Regions from separate parts of the Homo sapiens genome. Here region 1 is linked to region 2. Evidence: chromatin contacts called from ENCODE Hi-C or POLR2A ChIA-PET data. All regions are on one chromosome and are shown on one strand. Each heading gives the region's core, a stretch centred on a gene start or an enhancer-like site at or near the end of the contact. The rest is flanking DNA. Distances are from core to core; before and after follow the strand shown.

Evidence for each region. A loop is a pair of places that touch in the nucleus more often than their neighbours do. ChIA-PET counts read pairs that join two places held with the same protein, here RNA polymerase II (POLR2A). Pooled maps may share reads with other maps.
Region 1: a loop to region 2 is called in a map of Panc1, with 2.1 times the contacts of the local background. The contact joins the promoter of IL34 here to the enhancer-like site in region 2. A Hi-C loop is called at or near these places in 17 of 168 maps with a recorded cell type or tissue (Calu3, HUES64, IMR-90 and 13 more), 2 of 37 single-sample maps with no recorded cell type and 7 of 50 pooled maps. POLR2A ChIA-PET finds 5 or more read pairs at or near these places in 5 of 52 experiments (PC-3, Panc1, WTC11 and 2 more).

What each region holds. Positions count from the first base shown.
Region 1 is chr16:70,641,696-70,648,489 of GRCh38, forward strand. IL34 (interleukin 34) reads left to right here and starts at 4,864. Exons shown (of 6, transcript NM_001393494.1): 1 at 4,864-5,280. The coding sequence starts at 5,253.
Region 2 is chr16:70,591,126-70,597,363 of GRCh38, forward strand. It overlaps a transcript of IL34 not described here. Among named protein-coding and RNA genes, the nearest start is that of IL34, 52 kb to the right of the region's middle. Within about 2 kb of position 3,651, at least 7 of the 41 ENCODE cell types and tissues checked have a DNase peak (open chromatin) inside an H3K27ac peak, as active enhancers do; they include ascending aorta, spleen and thyroid gland, where a contact is called at or near this core.

The DNA.
Region 1 (6,794 bases), core at 3,614-6,113, 52 kb after region 2:
AGCTGGGAGTACAGGTGCATGCCTCCTTGTCCGGCTAATTTTTGTATTTTTTGTAGAGACAGGGTTTTGCTGTGTTGCCCAGGCTGGTCTTGAACTCCTGGGCTCAAGCAATCCACCCCCCCGCAACCTCCCAAAGTGTTGGAATTATAGGCATGAGCCACTGCGCCTGGCCAAAATTAATAATTTCAAAATGACACTAAAAATCCTCATTAGTTATTTTGGAGGAAGCCAGAAAACAATACAATCTGAAATGGACAAAGAAAATGTGGGATATTCATGCAAGGGAGCATTATTTGACAATAAAAAGAGTAAAGTACGGATACATGCTGTGTCTTAGTTTACCTGGCCTTCCATAAAAAAATACCATAGACCGGGTGGCTTAAACAACAGAAATCTGTTTTCTCACCATTCTCTGGGCTGGAACTTTGAGATCAGGGCACCAGCATGATTGATTTCCGGTGAGGGCTCTTCCCTTGGGTTGCAGATGGCCACCTTCTCACTATGTACTCACATGACCAGTTCTTTGTGTGAGTATGGGAAGAGACAGAGAGAGAGAGAGACAAAGACAGAGACAGAGAGAGTGAGCGTACTCTGATGTCTTTTTTTTTTTTTTTTTTTTTGAGACGGAGTCTCACTCTGTTACCCAGGCTGGAGTGCAGTGGCATGATCTCGGCTCACTGCAAACTTTGCCCTCTGAGTTCAAGCGATTCTCCTGCCTCAGCCTCCTGAGTAGCTGGGATTACAGGCACCTGCCACTGCGCCCGCCTAATTTTTGTATTTTTAGTGGAGACGGTGTTTCACCATGTTGGTCAGGCTTGTCTTGAACTCCTTACCTTGTGATCCTCCCGCCTTGGGCTCCCAAAGTGCTGGGATTACAGGCGTGAGCCACTGAGCCCGGCCTGATTTCTTTTCTTATAAAGGCATTATCCCACCATAAGGACCCCATCCTTGTGACCTCATCCAAACCTAATTATCTCCCAAGGCCTCATCTCCAGGAACCACCACATTAGGGGTTACAACTTCAACACATGTATTTTGGAGAGACACAAACATTCAGTTCATAACATGCTACAAAATGAATGAACCCTGAAAACATGCTAAGTGAAAGAAGCCAGACATGAAAGGTCCCGTATTGCATAATCAATCCCATTTATATGAAATGTCCAGAATAGGCAAATCCATAGAGACAGAAAGAATATTAGTGGCTGCCAGGGGCTGGGAGGAAGAGGGAATAGGGGGTGACTGCTAATGAGTTCAGAGTTTATTTTGGGGGTGATGAAAATGTTCTGTAATTAAATAATGGTGACTGTTGCACAACTTAGTACACTAAAAACCCACAAAGTTGTACACTTTATTATTTATTTTTATTTATTTTTATTTATTTTTGAGACGGATCTCACTCTGTCACCCAGGCTGGAGTGCAGTGGGACTACCTCGGCTCACTGCAACCTCTGCCTCCCGGGTTCAAGTGATTCTCCTGCCTCAGCCTCCTGAGTAGCTGGGATTACAGGTGCGCACCACCGTGCCTGGCTAATCTTTTGTATGTTTAGTAGAGATAGGGTTTTGCCATATTGGCCAGGCTGGTCTCGAATCCCTGACCTCAGGTGATCCACCTGCCTTGGCCTCCCAAACTGCAGGGATGACAGGAGTGAGCCACTGCACCTGGCTGTTGCACACTTTATTTATTTATTTTGAGACAGGGTCTTGCTTTGTCACCCATGCTGGAGTGCAGTGGCGTGATCATGGTTCACTGCAGCCTTGACCTCCCTGGCTCAAGTGATCCTCCCATCTCAGCCTCCCAAGTAGCTGGGACCACAGGCCCGTGCCACTACACCCACCTAATTAAAAAAATTTTTGTTGGTAGATACGGGTTCTCACTATGTTGCCCGGGCTGGTCTCAAAGCCCTGGGCTGAAGCGATCCCCCGGCCTTGGCCTCCCAAGGTGCTGGGATTACAAGTGTGAGCCATCACACGCAGCCTGTACACTTTAAAATGGTAAATTTTATGGCATGCAAATTATATATTGATTTTTAAAAAGAAAAAAGACTTAAGATGCACATCAGAGATTTAAAAAATAACCAGGGAAAATTGAACGTGGATTCTATATGAAATCATATTAAAGAGTTATTAATTTGAGGGTTGTGTGATGACAATATTGTGATTATATATTTTAAAAATCCCTACATGCTGGTGAAATGGCATGTTTGAGATTTGCTTTAAAATATTCCTGGAAAAAAAAATTGGGGGATGAGTGAAGCTGGAATGACAGAAGAGTGATCATTTTTTTCTTTTGTTTTGAGACAGAATCTCGCTCTGTTGCCCCGACTGGAGGGCAGTGGAGCAATCTTGGCTCACTGCAACCTCCGCCTCCTGGGTTCCAGTGATTCTGCTGCCTCAGCCTCCTGAGTAGCTGGGATTACAGGCATGCACCACCACACCTGGCTAATTTTTGTATTTTTAGTAGAGACAGGGTTTCACCATGTTGGCCAGGCTGGTCTCAAAGTCCTGACCTTTTATGGACAACTCTGTGGAAATAACTTTTTTGTTTTTCTATTGGTATTTGAAGTTGTTTTTTCCCCTTCTCCTTGGAGTTTATTCTGCCTCAACTGATTCACCCGCCTCGGCCTCCCAAAGTGCTGGGATTACAGGTGTGAGACACTGCACCCAGCCAGATTGACAATTTTTGAATCTGAGTAACTGCTATATGGGGGTCTGTTATACTATTCTACCTTGTTTCAGTTTGTTTAGACAACTTCCACTATAAAGGAATGAATTTTTTGGGTAGATGGAAATGTTTTGTATCTTGATTATTATAGTAATTACACAGCTCTATAAATGTGCTAAAAACTTTTAGAAATGTATACTGAAAAGGGTAAAATGTAGTATATGTAAATTAGCCCTCAATAAACCTGAAAAAAATCCCCAAACTAATGACAACTAAATGTTCTAGATACGTTAGTGTTTGTAGTGATGCTGTAACAGCAGGGGAATTGCCAGGGTGAGGAGGAGGAGGAGGGGGAGGAGGAGGGGGAGGGGGAAGAGGAAGAGGAGGAGGGAGGAGGGAGGAAAAGGAGGAGGGAGGAGGGAGGAAAAGGAGGAGGGAGGAGGAATGAAAAGGAGGAAGGGAGGAGGAAGGAGGAAGAGGAAGGAGGGAAGAGGAGGAAGAGGAGGAAGTAGGAAGAGGAAGGAGGTGGAAGAGGAAGGAGGAAGAGGAGGGAGGAGAAGGAGGAGGAAGGAGGAAGAGGAGGAAGGAGGAAGAGGAGGAGGAAGGAGGAAGAGAAAGGGAGTAGGAGGAAGGAGGAAGAAGAGGAAGAGGAGGAAGGAGGAGAAGGAAAAAGGAAGGAGGACGAGGAAGGAGGAAGAGAAGGAAGGAGAAAGGAAGAGGGAAGAGTAGGAAGGAGGAGGGGGAAAGAGGAGGAAGAAGAGGGAGGAAGGAGGAAGACGAGGAAGGAGGAGGAGGAAGAGAAGGAGGAAGAGGAAGGAGGAAAAGGAGGAAGGACAAGGAAAAGAGGAGCAGCAGCAGGCAGCGACTGGGGCTGAGATTCAGGGTGACTGCATAAGGGATTAACTTGAACAACCCGTGTTCTCTCTATAAGGCCCTGCCTGCCTGCTGGGCACCTCTTAGGGTAAGGGCCAGCATTCTTTGGTGACACCATGGATCACACAATGAAGAAGATGCCCAAGTCATACCTGCTCTCCCCCGATGGTGTCACTCTGTAGCCATTTTCCCCCACCAGAGGGGAGACAGGGAGGAGGCGAGGGGATGGAAGAGAACTAAATCAGAGACGGAATTCCAGCCTGATCTGCAGAGCAGACACAATGGTCCAGACCTTGCAGAGTCCAGAGGGGCAGATGGGAGGACCACGCACACACGCTGAGCCCTGTGTGGTTGTCGAATTTTGGGAGCAGCCACCAGCCCACAGGGTTTGAATTCCTGTCACACTTCTTACAAGCCGTATGACCTTGGACAAGTGTCTTAACCTTTCTGGGCCTCAGTTTCCTCATTGATAAACTGAGATTTTGCACTTCCATGAGATTGTTGTGAGAGATTCAGTGAATGTAAAGACCTTAGTCCTGGCCGGGTGCGGTGGCTCACGCCTGTAATCCCAGCACTTTGGGAGGCCAAGACAGCAGATCACTTGAGTCCAGGAGTTTGAGACTAGCCTGGCCAACATGGTGAAACCCCATCTCTACTAAAAATACAAAAATTAGCCAGGCATGGTAGTGCACATCTGTAATCCCAGCTACTTGGGAGGCTGAAGCAGGAGAATTGCTTGAACCCTGGAGGTGGAGGCTGCAGTGAGCCAAAATCACGCCACTGCACTACAGCCTGGATGACAGAGTCTGAGACTCCGTCTCAAAAAAATTTTTTTTTTCTTAATTTTTTTTTTATTAATAGAACTGAGGTCTTACTATGCTGACCAGGCTGGTCTCGAACTCCTGGGCTCACGCAATCCTCCCACCTTGGCCTCCCAAAGTGCTGGGATTACAAGCATGAGCCATTGCGTCCGGCTTGTTTTCGGAGTGGGAGCTCGTCTGCTTTTTTAACCTGTCCTTTAGCCTGAGTCATTCATGGACTCTACCATGGCTCTCGATGTGTGAACTCAAACCACCTGTTCATTCCTTGGTCCTGCTTTTGTTCAGGCCCCAGGCTGCCAGCTGGTGTCATCATAACTCACTCATGGGCCAGGGCCGTTCGGACATCCTGAAGTCATTTCTCACGTGAGCCGTGTCCAGCTGCCAGGGCCGGGTGGTCCTGTGCAGGCCGTGGGTGCGGTGTGCGCTGTGGCTGATGGCTGAGTGGCAGCGCTGCTCTTACATAATCAGTTTCTCTCCTCCTTTCTCTTCCTAGAGCCAGATTTCACACTGAGCAGCTGCAGTCGGAGAAATCAGAGAAAGCGTCACCCAGCCCCAGATTCCGAGGGGCCTGCCAGGGACTCTCTCCTCCTGCTCCTTGGAAAGGAAGACCCCGAAAGACCCCCAAGCCACCGGCTCAGACCTGCTTCTGGGCTGCCATGGGACTTGCGGCCACCGCCCCCCGGCTGTCCTCCACGCTGCCGGGCAGATAAGGGCAGCTGCTGCCCTTGGGGCACCTGCTCACTCCCGCAGCCCAGCCACTCCTCCAGGGCCAGCCCTTCCCTGACTGAGTGACCACCTCTGCTGCCCCGAGGCCATGTAGGCCGTGCTTAGGCCTCTGTGGACACACTGCTGGGGACGGCGCCTGAGCTCTCAGGGGGACGAGGAACACCACCATGCCCCGGGGCTTCACCTGGCTGCGCTGTGAGTACTGGGGGGTCCCTAGGGACCTGCATTGGGAGGCCTTGGCCTAGATCCAGGATCTGCCGTAACCATAGCAACCAGGGCATTCTTGCTGGTGAGAAGTTGCGATGCTTCCCAGCCGGACTGCAGACACCCTCTGAGATTCCCACGGCCGCCGTCTGCCCTGTCTGCCGCTCACTTCGGGCTCCGACGGGCAAGCTGGGTGGGCAGTTCTGGCTGGGTGGGCATGGTCCTCAGGGTGGTCTTAGGTCGGGGCAGGCACTGGGGGTAGGTGGCAGCATCTCACCTTTCCAGGCTTGTGGGTGTTGGGGAGCCCCGGGCGGGCAGCAGCGGCCCAGTCCTGGGTATGGCCGGTGGAGGGGGGCAGGGGCTGGTGAAAGTGTCTAGGGACCCAAGACCCACGGCAGAAGAGCAGCCAGATGCCTGGAGAAGGCAGCCTGTTCCCCTCCAACCCTCCCTCCATAACAGAACAGAATTAAAAAGCAGAAAGATAACACTGTTGGTAAAAAGAAAAATAAGTTGAAATGAGGACAGAAAGGAAAAAAAGGATCTGGAAGCCTCTTATGCCTGCTGGCTGGGAGGCCAGACCAAGATCCCCTCAGTCTCCAAGATCCAGTTCAATTGACTCAAATTCAACACATTTTTCCGGTGCCTCCCACGTGCCCACTGCAGAGTCACTGCCATGACAACAAGGACCTTGCTGTCTCGTGCCTCTGTCTCCAACGCCTGGCACAGGGTTGAGTGCTCAGGAACTGTTGGAGGTTTGGGGTATGAGCCTGCGAGGGATTGAAAGAAGAGTTGGGTCCACCCTGGCCCTTGTGGAAATATACAACAAAGGGTTGGGACATTAAGGATGGGTGGAAGGACCCAGCTGGACCCAATGTTCTGGAAACCCCTAGGTCATGAGAAGCAGGGGTGCAGCATGGGGGAGGGGCTACTGGAAATGGTCTAGAAGGTGGGGTGGTGGTCACACAGGTAGACCTGGGGTCATGAGGCCCATGTTCCAGGAAGAGGGGCCAGTGTGAGCAAAGGTTTGGCGGTGGGATGGTGAGGCCAGGCTGGGAGCTGGTTTGGACCCGGCTGGCTGAGGCCTTGAGAGCCAAGCAAAGTGTGCCTCCCTCCCCATAGCAGGCAGCCCTGGAGGATTTGAGAGCCCGGCGGGGGTGGAATCGTGATTGGGAGTTCCTCTGCTCTTGAAGATCAGTCTGGTGGTGTTTGTAGGAGTTACTGCTGTCACCGTCTGTGCAGGAGGGAATGAGGGTCATTCTGGAGGTGGAGGTGCGAATGAAAGGCAAGGGATGCTGGGCTGGTGGCTCACGCCCGTGATCCCAGCACTGTGGGAGGCCAAGGCAGGAGGACGGCTTGAGGCCAGGAGTTTGAAACCAGGCTGGGCAGCATAGCGAGACTCCATCTCTAAAAAAAGGAAAATTAGCCAGGTGTGGTGGCATACATCTGTAATCCCAGCTACTCAGGAGGCTGAGGTGGGAGGATCACTTGAGCCCAGGAGGTTGAGG
Region 2 (6,238 bases), core at 2,401-4,900:
CACTCCTAATAACTCTCTTGCAGGCCTCTAAGTCTGTCCCATAGCTGTTGAGCTGATTTTGCCTTTTGTGCAACTGTGTTTTCCAACTCAGCTCTCTGGGTGCCAAGACCTTGTCCACATGATTCAATCTGTCCAACTCCAACCTGGCCCCTGATAGGCCATAAATACCATTCCTGATGGCAGTGATCCAGTGCCCTCCTTTGTCCCCAGAGCTGAGGCAGGATGACCACCACGCTTATAGCTAGGACAGAGGGTGACTCTGGCAGGGACAGCAGTTTATCCAGAATGACCCAGTTAGCCGGGCGTGGTGGCACGTACCTGTAGTCCCAGCTACTCAGGAGGCTGAGGTGGGAGGATCGCATGAACCCAGGAGGTCGAGGCTTCAGTTAGCCATGATCACACCATTGTACTCCAGCCTGAGTAGTGGAGTGAGATCCTGTCTCTTAAAAAAAAAAAAAAAAAAAGAATGGCCCTCACCGTCCTCCCACCCTGCCCCTGTTAGCTTGCCTGGCAGTCACCTTGTATGGAGGCACAGGGAGCTGTCATTTACCTCTGTGCCAGGCAGGGTGCTCAGCCCTATACAGGCACCATCTCCCCGGATTCTTACAGGGCCCAGCTGGTGACGTGCAGCTGATATTCCCATACTGCAGATGAGGAAACTGAGGATCAGAGAGGTTAAGTCATGCCTAGGAGCCTGGCTTCTCCCTTCCCCCTGCTGTTGCCCTGAGGCTCGGTGCTGGGGCTGGGCTGGGGCCAGGCTGGGGCCAACGGCAGTGGTGTTTGTGCTCCTTGCTGCTTGGAGGAGCAAAGTGCATTTGATCTTTCTCTTCTCACCACTGTCCTGGGTGGGGGCCCTGGTAGTACTAGGTAGTGATGAAGAAGCTGCTTAGGGTCTCCTCCAGGGTTCCACAGTGGGAAGGGGCATGGGGGCGGCGGGGAGGTGGTGGTCCTTCTACTCCCCCCACCACCTGCTCCAGGTTCATTCTTGTCTCTACCATACTGGGTCACTCCATAGCCCTCCTCCTGGCTTCCCAGGCCCCACTAAAGCCATACAATGCATAAAGGCCAGCAGACCTGCTGGCCCGGCTGAGGCTGGGCTGGGGCCAGGCACTTTCCAGTGTCTTGTCACAGGCAGGAAACCTTTGTTGGATGATGTCACTGGAGCGGGTGCCTCCTGTTCTACTCGCCCTCGTTCTTCTCCCCAGTGCACCCCACCCTGACCGCCTCCTGAGGTGTAATAGAAGGCCCCTCCTCTCTCTGCCCATGAGAATCAGGTAGCAACATAACTTTTGACTCTCATGCTGCTGTGGGTTCTGGGACCCTTAACCCAACCCTGGAAGGTGTGGCTGTAATCCCCAGAGGAGGAAGCTTGGCAGGCTCAGGGTTCTGAGACTTGAATCCTGGGCTGTCTGCCTGCAAAGCCTATACCAGTTGCTGAATAATTATTTTAAAAATAGCTTTTAAACTTCCTTAAAAAAAATCAGTAGACTTTTACAAAGCAGTTTTATTTATTTATTTATTGGTTTATTTTTTCTTTTTCTTTTTTTGAGATGGAGTCTCACTCTGTCGTCCAGGCTGGAGTACAGTGGCGCGATCTGGGCTCACTGCAGCCTCTGCCTCCTGGGTGCAAGCGATTCTCCTGCCTCAGCCTCCTGAGTAGCTGGGATTACAGGCACATGCCACCATGCCCAGCTAATTTTTGTATTTTTAGTAGAGACGGGGTTTCAGCATGTTGGTCAGGCTGGTCTTGAACTCCTGACTTAATGATCTGCCCGCCTCGGCCTCCCAAAGTACTGGGATTACAGGCGTGAGCCACCGTGCCGGCCCTATTTTTTAAATTTTTCTTAAAAACACAGTTTTATTCTTTTTCTTTTTTTAATAAATAGAGACGGGGTTTCACCATATTGGCCAGGCTGGTCTCGAACTGCTGGCCTCAGGCGATCCTCCTGTGTCAGCCCCCTAAAGTGCTGGGATTACAGGCATGAGCTACTGCGCCTGGCCCTATTGTCCATTTTTTAACTGGGTTGTTTGTTTTCTTATTGTTGAGTTTTAAGAGTTCTTTGTATATTTTAGATACAAGGTCTTTATCAATATGTCTTTTGCAAATATTTTATCATTTTTCCTAGCAATAGTGTCTTTTGCAGAGCAGAAGCTTTTAATTTTAATAAAGTCTAATGTCAATTTTTTATTTCAAGGATCGTGCTTTTGATATATAGAAAAACATCACCAAACCCAAGATCAGCTAGATTTTCTTCCTATGTTATCTTCTAGAAGTTTTATAGTTTTGCATTTTATGTTTAGGTTCAAGTTTCATTTTGAATAAATTTTTGTGAAAGGTCTAAGGTCTAAGGTCAGACCTTAGAATCAAGATTTCTTAGTACCTAGTTTGTTGTTGTTGTTGTTATTTTTTGAGACAGGATCTCACTCTGTTGTCAAGGCTGGAGTGCAGTGGCATGATTGTGGCTCATAGCAGTCTTGAACTCTGGGCTCAAGTGATCCTCCCACCTCAGCCTCCCGAGTAGCTGGGACTACAGGTGCATGCCACCATGCTGGGCTATTTTTTTTGTATTTTTTCTTTTTTTGTGGTGATGGGGTCTTGCTGTGTTGCCCAGCCTGATCTCAGACTCCTGCCCTCAAGCAATCCTCCTGCTTTAGCTTCTTGGAGCACTAGGATCAGAGGTGTGAGCTAGTGTACCTGGCAATATCTAGATTTTTTTCTTGCAGGTGGATGATCAATCATTCCAGCACCATTTGTTGGAAAGACTATCCTTTTTCCATTGAATTGCCTTTGCTCCTTTGTCAAAGATCAGTTGACTATATTTGTGTGAGTCTATTCTTGGTTCCCTATTGTTCCACTGATCTATTTGTCTGTTCTTTCACCAATACCACACTATCTTGATTGCTATAGCTTTAAGTAAGTCTTGAAGTCAGGGAGTGTCAGTTCTCTAATTCCATTCTTCTTTTTTGTGTTGTCCTTCTAGGTCTTTTGCTACTCTGTGTAAACTTTAGAATCAACTTGTAGATATTACAAAATAACTTTCTGGGATTTTTATTGTGTTGCATTGAATCTACAAAGTTGGGGAGAACAACCATCTTAACAATATTGAATCATCCTATCCATGAACATGGAATATCTCTCCATTTATTTAGATCTTTGCTTTCTTTCATCAGGGTTGTATAGTACTCCTCATACAGATCTTGTACATATTTTGTTAGATTTATAGTGAAGAATTTTATTTTTAGGGTGCTAATATAAATGGCATTGTGCTTTCAATTTCAAATAGGTAATATGTGCATACAGTAAAAACATTCAATAGAGAGAGATTGGTTTATAGTGAAAAGTGGCTTCCTCTACTTCTCATTCCCTAGGCCTCCATTCATCTATCCAAAGACAGTTACTGATGCCTGGTTCTTATGGGTCCTTCCAAAGATTGTATGTGTATATTCAAGCTCTAATCTAATTCAAGCTCAATATCTAATCCTCACAAGAATTCTGCCTGGCAGGTCTTATTATCTCTGAGGGAGGGTCAAGGGCCCAAAGAGGACTTTCTGGGGAGGACTCTCTTCCTCTTCAAGAGCTCAAGCAGAACACACTGGTCCTGCCAAGATCTAGGGGCAGGGCTGCTACTGCTCAAGGCCAGAGGAAACAGGTTTTGGAAGGGAGGGCTTCTTGCCAAGCCAGTGGGTACAGATGAGGAGGAGGTGAGGAGGAGGCTTTGGGAGGCTGCCAGTCTACTCTGGGCAGATTCATATCAAATATTCTAGGCCTTGGGAAACCCTCATATTTCCAGGTGGCTGCATTTCAATTTATCTCTCTCTCTCTCTCTCTCTTTTTTTTTTTTTTTCTGAGACAGAGTCTCCCTCTGTCGCCCAGGCTGGAGTGCAGTGGTGCGATCTCGGCTCACTGCAACCTCTGCCTCCAGGGTTCAAGCAATTCTCCTGCCTCAGGCTCCCAAGTAGCTGGGGTAACAGGCGCCCGCCACCACACCCAACTAATTTTTTTTCTGGTATTTTTAGTAGAGATGGGGTTTTGCCATGTTGGCCAGGCTGGTCTGGAACTCCTGACCTCAGGTGATCCGCCCACCTCGGCCTCCCAAAGTGCTGGGATTACAGGTGTGAGCCACCGTGCCTGGCCTGCATTTCAATTTCTTAGTTCTGTTTCCTCTCTAGTTTTCTTCTCCTTCTTCTTTCTCCTCTAATTCCTTCTCCTTCTTTTTCTTCTTCTGAGACAGGATCTCACTCTGTCACCCTGGCTGGAGTACATGACTCACTGCAGCCTTGACCTCCTAGGTTCAATTAATCCTCCTGCCTCAGCCTCTCGTGTAGCTGGACCACAGGTGTGCACCACTGTGCCCTGCTAATTTTTATTTTTAATAGTGATGGGTTCTCACTTTGTTTCCCAGGCTGGTCTTGAACTCCTGGACTCATGTGATCCTCCCACTTCAACCTCCCACAGTGCTGGGATTACAGACATGAGCCACTGCGCCAGGGCTCCTCTCTCATTTTGTAGGAACATTCTTCTGGGGAGTAGTCTAACCTTGTTTGGCTGACCTCAGGAGAAATGGGATTTGTCTTAGTCTGTTTGGGCTGCCATAAGAAAATCCGGCTGGGCGTGGTGGCTCATGCCTGTAATCCCAGCACTTTGGGAGGCCGAGACAGATGGATTACTTGAGGTCAAGAGTTCGAGACCAGCTGGGCCAACATGGTGAAACCCCATTTCTACTAAAAATAAAAAATTAGCTGGGCGTGGTGGTGTGCACCTGTAGTCTCAGCTACTCAGGAGGCTGAGACAGGAGAATTGCTGGAACTTGGGAGGCAGAGGTTGTAGTGAGCTGAGATTGTGCCACTGCACTCCAGCATGGGCGACACAGCGAGACCCCGTCTCAAAAAAAAAAAAAAAGAAAGTTGTATAGACTGGGAGGCTTGTAAACAACAGAAGTGTATTGTTCTAGAGCCTGGGAAGACCAAGATCAAGGCGCTGACAGATTTGGTGTCTGGTGTGGGCCCTTGTCCTAGGCGGCTGTCTTTTCCCTGTAGCCTCAGAGGCAGGAGGGGTGAGGGATCTCTCTGGGGTCTCTTTTATAAGGGCACTAAATCCATTCAAAAGGCCCACCATCACGACCTCATCATCTTCCAAAGACTTCACCTTCTAATACCTTCACCTTGAGGTGATGAATTTTGGGGGAGACACAGATATTCAGACCATAGCAGCATTTATTTATGCCAAGACTAAGACTGCCCGGAAAGGTGGCTAGGGCATCTCCAGAGGCACAAAGAGGACCGTGGTCATGACAGGCTGTGATATGGAGCCAGGGAGCGTGAGTTGCTGCAAAGCAGGCATCTGAGTGGCAGATCTGGGCCAAATCAACTTCTCCCCACGTCTTCCTCCCAGGCTGGAGGTGACTGTCTTCCACATGGCGTTGGGCACACTGGCATCCCATTTCCCACCACTGCCTCAGAAACTGGAGCCCCTGAAGCCACGCATATGCCTCTCTGTACCCGTCCCCCACACCCTGCCAAAAATATTTGTGCCCAGTTGCAGTGGGGGTAGAGCGACTATTGCCTGTGTGTGTCATGCTTATAGTAATGGTAGCTTACCACTGACTGCAAATTTCATTCCCTCTTTATTAAAAAAATTGGTTTTTTGTAGAGACAAGGTCTGGCTATGTTGCCCATGCTGGTCTCAAACTTCTGGTCTCAAGTGATTTCCCTTGGCCTCCCAAAGTGCTGGGATTACAGGCATGAGCCACCGCGACCAGCCTCATTTCCATTTTACAGAGGAGGATGGGACTCTGAAGCCAGACCTGTACTTGTACCCATAATACTCCATTGCCTCCACAGGGTCCCAGCACCCAGGGTATAGGCACGCTCAGTAGAGGCCGTCCCCAGCTCAACCTGTTTGTATGTGGATCACTTGAGCAGCTCAGGTGGGTGCCTGCTGCTTAACCCTCCTAGTGAACTGAGCCCCTTCTCCTCCGTTGTGCTCTGGGGTAGTTCCCAAGTGACACTGCTTTGGGCCATTACTGACTTCCTTATTTCCTAGGGGCCCATCTCCTAAAGTGAAGTTACCCCCTCACAGAGTTCAGCCAGTTTTTTAGCTTTTTTTTTTTTTGGAGACAGTGTCTTGCTCTGTTGTCCAGGCTGTAGTCCAGTGGCACGATCATGGCTCCCTGTAGCCTTGAGCTCCTGGGCTTAAGCGATACTCCTGCCTCAGCCTCCCATGTAGCTGGGACCACTG